Linked DNA regions of Mus musculus: region 2 is linked to region 1. Evidence: chromatin loops called from intact Hi-C (ENCODE). Cell type or tissue: left cerebral cortex. All regions are shown on one strand. Each heading gives the region's core, and the rest is flanking DNA. Links, peaks and the distances in the headings are about the cores only.

What was found. Hi-C counts contacts between places; a loop is a spot of excess contacts. Peaks named below come from ENCODE experiments on the same cell type or tissue, not always from the same donor. Only the 100,000 strongest peaks of a DNase experiment are listed, where the experiment ranks them.
Region 2: it touches region 1 in a loop (4-fold over the local background); 2 of 42 quality-filtered maps call a loop at or near these places.

Annotation. Positions count from the first base shown.
Region 1 is chr2:36,197,001-36,200,913 of GRCm38, reverse strand. No RefSeq gene overlaps it. Among named protein-coding and RNA genes, the nearest start is that of Gm46735, 7.0 kb to the right of the region's middle. In left cerebral cortex, for the core only: no CTCF peak of the experiment used is centred there; DNase peaks (open chromatin) are centred at 1,707, 1,751 and 2,282; H3K4me3 peaks cover 271 bases; H3K27ac peaks cover 1,728 bases.
Region 2 is chr2:35,976,533-35,980,445 of GRCm38, reverse strand. It overlaps Ttll11 (tubulin tyrosine ligase-like family, member 11), which reads left to right and starts at 626. Exons shown (of 10, transcript NM_029774.3): 1 at 626-1,274. The coding sequence starts at 822. In left cerebral cortex, for the core only: no CTCF peak of the experiment used is centred there; DNase peaks (open chromatin) are centred at 1,196 and 1,785; H3K4me3 peaks cover 2,070 bases; H3K27ac peaks cover 913 bases.

The DNA.
Region 1 (3,913 bases), core at 750-3,249:
GATGCCGGGGAATAGTGGAACCAGGGAGAGGTAGGGCTGGTTTCTCCTTTTCCATCCTCCACAGTTACCCCATTTTATCAGAAACTCAGTTTCTCTGGGACTGGTAGAATTTGGGGTTCAAGACTGTAGGTCTTAAACATGTTAAGCGTATGTGTGTACACGTGTGAGTGTATGCACACCATAGCACATGTGTAGAGGTCAGGGGACAACTTTCAAGAGTCAGTTCTTTCCTTCTACGATATATGTCCTGGGGATGGAATTCAGTCTCCAAGCTTGATGGTAGATACTTTTACTTTGAGCCATTTCACTGGGCCCCAAAGCAGTAGGTCTTATTAACAATGTTGCTACACAGACTAGCTAAAATACAAGGGTACAGTACCATGGATACAGTGTCATTCTATTTCCTCCTTACATTGTTATAGCAGCTGCCCAGACCCACTCCCATTCTAGAAGACACGTGTGGGATTTCAAGAGTCTACACTCCCGGGACCCCCTGTCTGACTGCGTGTTGTCAGATGTGATCAGAGCCCTCTTGCTTAACTTTACTGGAGGACTAGATCCAGTCTCAGACACCAGAACAACCCCCTGGTCTGACCCTGTGTGTGAGGCCCCTGCTCCTAAGTGATGGCTGTTTGGGAAGATGAGAACATCGTTACAGGAGACATGGGAGGAAGTCCTTAAAGCCCTGAGCAGGAGGAGAACATGGGGGAATCCTGGGAAGGGAGAGTCCCTCTATGTGGAACCATTTAGGGTAGGCCTAAAGAAGAGCTAAGAGGTCTTAATCTCTCTCCTTCCCTCACCTTCTCCCTCTCTCAGCCCTTCCCTTCCCTTCCCTTCATCACTCCCTTTCCTTTTCAGAAAAAGACTTAAAAGCCAAGGCTGATGGGAAGGGTGAAACCAATCAGCACATGGTCACTGCCGAACGTGACAACCTGAGCTCCATTCTCCAGAAGCTGTCTTCTGACTTCCATGACTTGTGCACACACTCACACACTAAGTATGTGAATAAATAAACAGACATGAAGAGCGATGGGCGGGGAAAAAATAAAACTGGAGAGTGTTGTGTGTGGAGGTCACACCTAGAAACAATCTCAGTATGTGGGAGGCTGAGACAGGTGGATTTGGAGTTTGAGGCCAGCCTGGACTACAGAGAGGAACCTATCTCAAAATTAAAAAATAGAAATACTCGGGCCAGGCATGATTGCCCACATACTCAGAAGGTAGAGGCAAGCAGATCTCTATGACTTCAAGGCCAGCTTGGTCTACAGAGCAAGTCCCAGGGCAACCAGGACTACACAGTTATACAGACTGACTCAAGATAAGATAACAAAAAACAAAACTGGGGCTGGAGAGATGGCTCAGTCATTAAGAGCACTGGCTGTTCTTCCAGGGGACCTGGGTTCAAATCCCAACACCCATATGGGGACTTTCAGCTGTCTGTATATTTGGTCCTATTAGATCTGATACCCTCTTCTGCTTCCAAGGGCACTGCTCACATATGTACATACATGCAGCTCAAAAACCCATTTTTAAAAAATTTCAACAAGCTAAAACAAGAAAGCAGCGCCCAGAATACACAGTAACAACCATCCCTGTTTTCACAGCATGTATGCGCACACATAAATATCTACACATTATATGTGATGTTGGGGTAGCACTCCCCAGTGGCAATCACCACTATAATGTAGTAAGTATCTCTCACAGCCCACTCTCCCTTTCACTCTCTAATGCAAAAAGAAAAAAGAAGAAAAGGAGTCAGCAGACATTTTAGGAAGAGTCTGGATTATGTAAGTAATGTATATGTGGCCAGGCTTGCTTCCTCTCCTGCCCTTTGTGCTAAGAAGCTCCATTCTAACTAAATCCTACCACCCTGGCTCCTCAAGACTGCTCCCTTAAAGTGTAGCCGCTACTGACCTTCCAGGTAGCGGGAGGGGCATGAACCGAAGCCCCAGAGGAGTTCAGGTGTACTCTGGACAGGAGAGGGTGTGGGACAGGCCCTCAATTATCCCACTTCTTTGCTCTCCCTGGGGAAGCTCCTGCCGCTCTTTGTATTCATTGTCTCTTTAATGACCTGCTGGAGTCAAGTACCCATTGTTCTCAGGCTGGGGCAGCCTCCCAGGCTTTCCTTCCCTGCCTTCCTCTGGCAAGCGTCCTTATCTAGTCCTGCAGCCTGCCAGCCCCAGCTGAAGCCGCTTCCTCCACCCACACCCCTCCAGGCCCCAGGCTGCTGTACAGGGCCCCAACGTCTCCACCCACCCTCTCTCCCACTTTTCTTTCTAAGAAGCTGACTCCTCCGCTTAGCCTTTGAGTTTCCATCACCCCCGTGTATGTATAGCCTATGTCTGGGTAAGCGTCTCCCAGGGCAACGCGGGATGTCTCCGTCTCACTATCACACTCTGCACCGTCTCCCCTCTCGCTGTCTGTCTCTACCTGGAAATATCTGTGCTTGCAAGTGTGTGGCATGCGCCTCAGATCTCCATGTTTGTCTCTGCCCCTGTTCTATGCAGTGCTGTCTTCTCTATTTCTCTCCTCTCTCTGACGAGCCTCCCTACACCCCCTCCTCCCTTTCCTCCCTTGCTCCTCTCTAGACCCTCCTGATTGACTATTATCCTGTTTCCAACCCTGGCCTCACCACCACTGCACATTCACCCAGGGGTCCCTGACACAAAACACGGGTCAAACCGGCTCCATTAGTGCCTTTTCTCCCTAGTTACAGCTCCAGCTTCTCTTGGTTGTCAGCCTCGGAGACATCAGCACCAGGCGTGGGCATGAGGTCCTATAGCTCCCAGACTCTGAGATTCGGGCATCTGCAGAGTTAAAAATAGACAAACAAATAGGAACCAGCAGAAGTTAAAAATAATAAATAAATAAATAAAGGCCAGAGAGATGGCTCTGCAGGCAAAGGCACCTGCAGCCAAGCCTCATGGCATGAGTTCTGTCCCCAGAACCACGTTGTAGGGGAGAGCTGACTCCTGACAGTTGTCCTCTGACCTCCACATATGTGCCCATGCATGCACACACAAAATGATGTGATTTAAAAATAGATGGTGAGAACCAGTAAGTGAGCAAGTCCTCGTTTTTTTAAACAGTTGGGCTTTTTTTTCCCCCTTTTCTTTAAAGATGCATCAGCTTCTCATCGCACAATAGAACGTTTAACACCAAAGACAGGAGAAAGAGCAAGAACCAGGAATAAGCCACCATCTCAACTGACACTTTAAGGTTAAATGTAGACAAAGTCTATGAATATAATTTTATGAGACTGTTTTCTATATCGCCTTTATTTTCCTTATGTTGCCTTAGGTGGTGAAGCTGACTGAGCTCCCCAACAGGGCCCCCTCCCTGGTACCCATAGAAAAGCAGAATGACTTTTATTAATAAAAAGTACAAACTGGACCAGGGCCTAGAACCCCTCCCAGGACACTCAGCACCCCATAGAGTTCTTTCCAGCCCACCCCCTTGCTTTCCGTCTCTCAGTTAACTTCTGGAGGTGCCTGGGTTGGAGTCAGGCACCAGGTTGCCTGGGTTCCCAGCATCCTTTGTGTTTTTGGCTAAGTAAATTGACCTCTGTGTGTCTATCCTCATCCACAAAATAATAAGTAGCCCCTAGGTTGCCAGAATAGTCAAGTCCAGCACTTGTCAGCCACTCGTATTATCTGGAAGGAAGGGGTGGGGGAGCTATTTCCATTGAGACCAGAGCCTGGAGAGGAAAAAAGACATCAGTGACCATCACTGCCTGTGAGCCACCAGGGAGCCCCACAACAGAGAATGAATCGGTTTGGAGAGGTGCTGGCGTACTGGAAAACTTTAGACAGGAGCTTGGAATCTCACCCAGGATGTCTTGGAATGCAGGGGTCAAGAGATAGGCATGGGATTAGGATTAAGACAACTGTAGCAGGCTTTGTCCCAAGATCAG
Region 2 (3,913 bases), core at 825-3,324, 220 kb after region 1:
GTGAATTAAAAATAGATTAAATGAGGGCTGGAGATGAAGGCTCATCTGCCATTCATTTCCTGGAACCACGCAGCAGGTCACATCAGGGAATCTGATGCTCTCTTCTGGCCTCCTTCTCCACCAGGAACATGCATAGTACACATACATACATGTAGGCAAAATTATACACACCACACACATAATAAATTTAAAAATAATTAGTACGTTTTGTTATATGTTTTTATTGTAATAAAAAGTGTTGCCCTCTACAAGTCTAGGAATCTGAAGGGCTTCTCCATCTCATGGGAGAGACCTGAAAACCGACAAAGGTGGCCTCCAGCCTCAGTCTGAGGCTCACAGAAAAGGAGTCGATGAATGTAGTAGGACTGGGGAAACTAAGTCTCGTGTTTGAGGAAGATGCCGCTCTTCCCAAGTCCTTCCCTTTCCAAGCTCGGGAGCGAGACAGGAGCGCAACCTCTTTTACCCTCAGCCCCACTATAAATCATTCCTAGCCAGTCCCTGAGTGCTCAGAAACTCTGCATGTGTGACAAGCTGCCCTCTTCCAAGATGGCTATCGCCACCTCTGTGACAGGCCTGGTCACGTGGACGCGCTCGCTTGTGAGGTCGCCGGGCCCGGCAGGCGATTGTCCCTTGCGGGGCCCCGTCCCGAGGCGGCGACTATCCCTGTCAACCGGGGCCTGAGAGATCATGGCAACGGGCTCGGGCGGGGAGCGCGTGGCGGCGGCGGCGGCGGCGACGGCGGCGGCAGTTTGGTCGCGGGCCGGGACGGCGGAGCAGCGGCGGCGGCGGTGGCTGTGGCGCCGGCACCGGCCCTGAGCGTCATGCGGCGCAGCAGCCCGGAGAAGAAGCCGGAGGCTGAGTGGGAGGCGGACGCGGCGGCGGCGGCGGCGGCGACAGCAGCGGCGACCGAGTCGCTACCGGCGGAGACTGAGAAGCAGCAGGGCGTGGACGCTGGCGCGGCCGGGGATCCAGAGCGCCTGGAGCTGGAGGAGCAGCCCAAGGACGTGGGCCGGATCCCGACCCCGACGCGACGCCACGCGCCCGAGGAAGGAGAGGCCCGCGTCGTCCGGCGGCTGCCACCAGCGCTGCCCCTGGCCCAGCCGAGGCCGGCGGCGCGGGCCCTGAGCCAGCTCGTGAAGGCACGGGGCCGGAGCCGGAGCCGGGTCTACCGGCGGAGCGCAGGCTCGATGCGGCCGGTCACCGTGGACAGCTCCAAGGCCCGCACCTCCCTGGACGCGCTCAAGATCAGTCTTCGCCAGCTCAGGTGGAAGGAGGTGAGGCCCGCCGGCCCGGCGCGTGGGCACAGGGGGGTCGTCCCGAGGCCTGGCCCCCGGAGCCACTTCCCAGGTCAGGTCAGCCCGTCTCTGCTCTGCTCCCCTACAGCTTTTCTTATGTCTGCAGCCCTGGCCTCGTCAAGCTGTAGATCCTGGTTTATCCGTCCTGTCTTCTCCTCTGTTGGCCCCGGGGCCAGGGGCCACCTTTCACTTTCTGCATTTCAGTGATATTTAAAGTTTAGTAAACTTTCATGCTTAGAGTGCCACTCTTGGGCCAGGTTTGTGCTCGCCAGCGCCTCACTACACTCTTCAACTTAGCTGTGCGACCTTGAGCAAGCTACTTTTCTTCTTTTGGTCCCGTTTACCTCGGTAAAGGGAAGCCGGTTCGTTCCGGTTTGGAGCATAGTGCCTAGTGCTTGCACAAGGTTTCAGCAAATGACAACCTACTTTCATCACGATCTTTTACCACCACCACCATCACCACCACCGCAGACACTGATTGGGGGATGTAGCAGGTGACAGTAAGTGGGGGTGAAAGCATGTGTGAGCAGATGAATCACCCTTGAATTCATTTCAGACCTTTTAAGGGACGGGGTGGGACAAAAGCACCAACGAATCCGAGAGGTTTCTATTTTCATTGGCTGAGTAAATAAAGCCAGCTGACTTTATTTACAGCATAGAAACCATTGGTCCACTAAAGATTCCGTGCGCAGAGAGCATGAGGGCTCAGGCTCTGAACTTTGTGCTAAGTGTGGTACAAGTGGTTTAATGAAGTTGGAGACTGGGGAGAGATGGCCACAGGTCCACTATGGTCAGAATGTTGATGTCCCAGTGGAAGAGTTTGGTTTGGAGAGAAACCAAGAATCAGGTGGGGTGGTGGAGGTGGGGTCTGGCAATCCCAGGTGTCAGAGCCCTCTCAGTCTTGATTTTCACACCTTGGAAACTGGATGAAGATTGGTGAGACTCGGTTCTACAGTGTCTAAACTGTAGATAAAGTCCCATGTCCAGCCCAAAGATAGGCAGGCCAGGAAGGTAAACTTGGACTTGTCAGAGCCACCCAAAGATAGGCGGGCCAGGAAGGTACACGTAGACTTGTCAATGCTGCTGACCTACTGAAGAGAGTCCAGGGATAGAAAGTAGCTAAGAACTCAAGCTGGCTAGCAAGTGCCTGTGTTCTCAGCTCAGCCCTGAGAAGAGACAGGAAGCAGCCTTTATCTTGCTCACCCAATCCAGCACAGGTTCATTCTCTTAATTTGTAGATATCCTCTATGGTGATACCAAGTTCTATGCTGGGCCTAGAGAATCACACTTTAAATGTACTCTTGTCTTCAAGCGTTCCTAGTTCAGTAGGGAATGAAATCCAGTAAGTAGTCCTGGTATCTGCAGGCCCATTGCTGCTGCTGCTGCTGCTGTTGCTGCTGCTGCTGCTGCTGCTGCTGCTTTAAATGCTCCTTTCCCAGCTAGCTATGTGCATGGCTTTCTCTGTCACCTCTTGGGACTGCTGATCAAGGTCCTGAGAGAGGTTTCCCAGGCAATGTTCGCAGCCATCTCTAGCCCTGGCTGTTTGCTTCATAGCATGAACCTCTACCTGACATCGTGTTGTATTTGTTTATTGACTGTTTTTCTCACCAGAATGTAAGCTCTTCGAGGGCAGGCATTTTGTTTTGTTACTGCTGTACTCAAAGTTGTCTGGCATCTGGAAGTTGCTCAATAAATATTTGTTGAATGCATGAACATATTATGTGATGAGTGTCTCTATATGCTGTGGGAGACAGAGGCGGTCAACTCTAGTACATCTTCCTCAGGGAAGTGAAGCCCAAATGAGTCTTGAGTGTTGACCAAAGTTATTTAGTGGTGTGGACTTTGGGTCCCTGGTAGAGGGAGTGGTGTGGGCCAAGCAGAATGCATGCAGTGCTTTGCAGTAGAGCTGGCTGGCTGGATCACAGAGAGGGGTGTAGCATGGTGAGAGATAAGGCGGTATAAGTGAGCCGGGGTCAGATCGTGTCACAGGACTTGGGCCCATTCTTGAAAGGAAACCTTGTAGGCCGTTGCAGAAACCCAAGGGTCTTCAACCTATCAGCTCTACTATTGTGGACAGGTGAGTGGACTTCTTCAGACCTGTTTGCTCAGCTGAACAATGAGGTTTAGCAAATTCAGGCTCCCAGCCTACTGCCCTAACCACAAAATAACAATGTTAAATTCTTGCACCAGTGAGCCCAGAAGGATAGGTAGTTCCTAGGACCCTACCTTGACTGCCCCTCCCATTTTAGGCTGTCTTTCTATCACTTGTAAAACATGTTGGCATATAGGTAAAGATGCTCATTCTAGTGTATTTGAACATAATTGACTCCCAACAAAAAGCCTTCACTGTGACATAATGCCACCCTTCCTAAAGACAGGGTAGTATGACTGGTGTTGCTGGTGTCCCTGTCAAGAGATACCCAGCAAATGTACAGTAGGACATTTGAAGCAAAACACATATGTCATCAGATGCACTAGGGTTTGTTTGAAAGCACCATTCTCCAGAAAACTTCCGATCCTTCTGACTTTATCCTTGATTGTTGTAGTCTTAGCATCTAAGACAAAACAAATGTATGGGGAGTAACAGATGAACTTAGTACTAACAAAGCACAAATGAA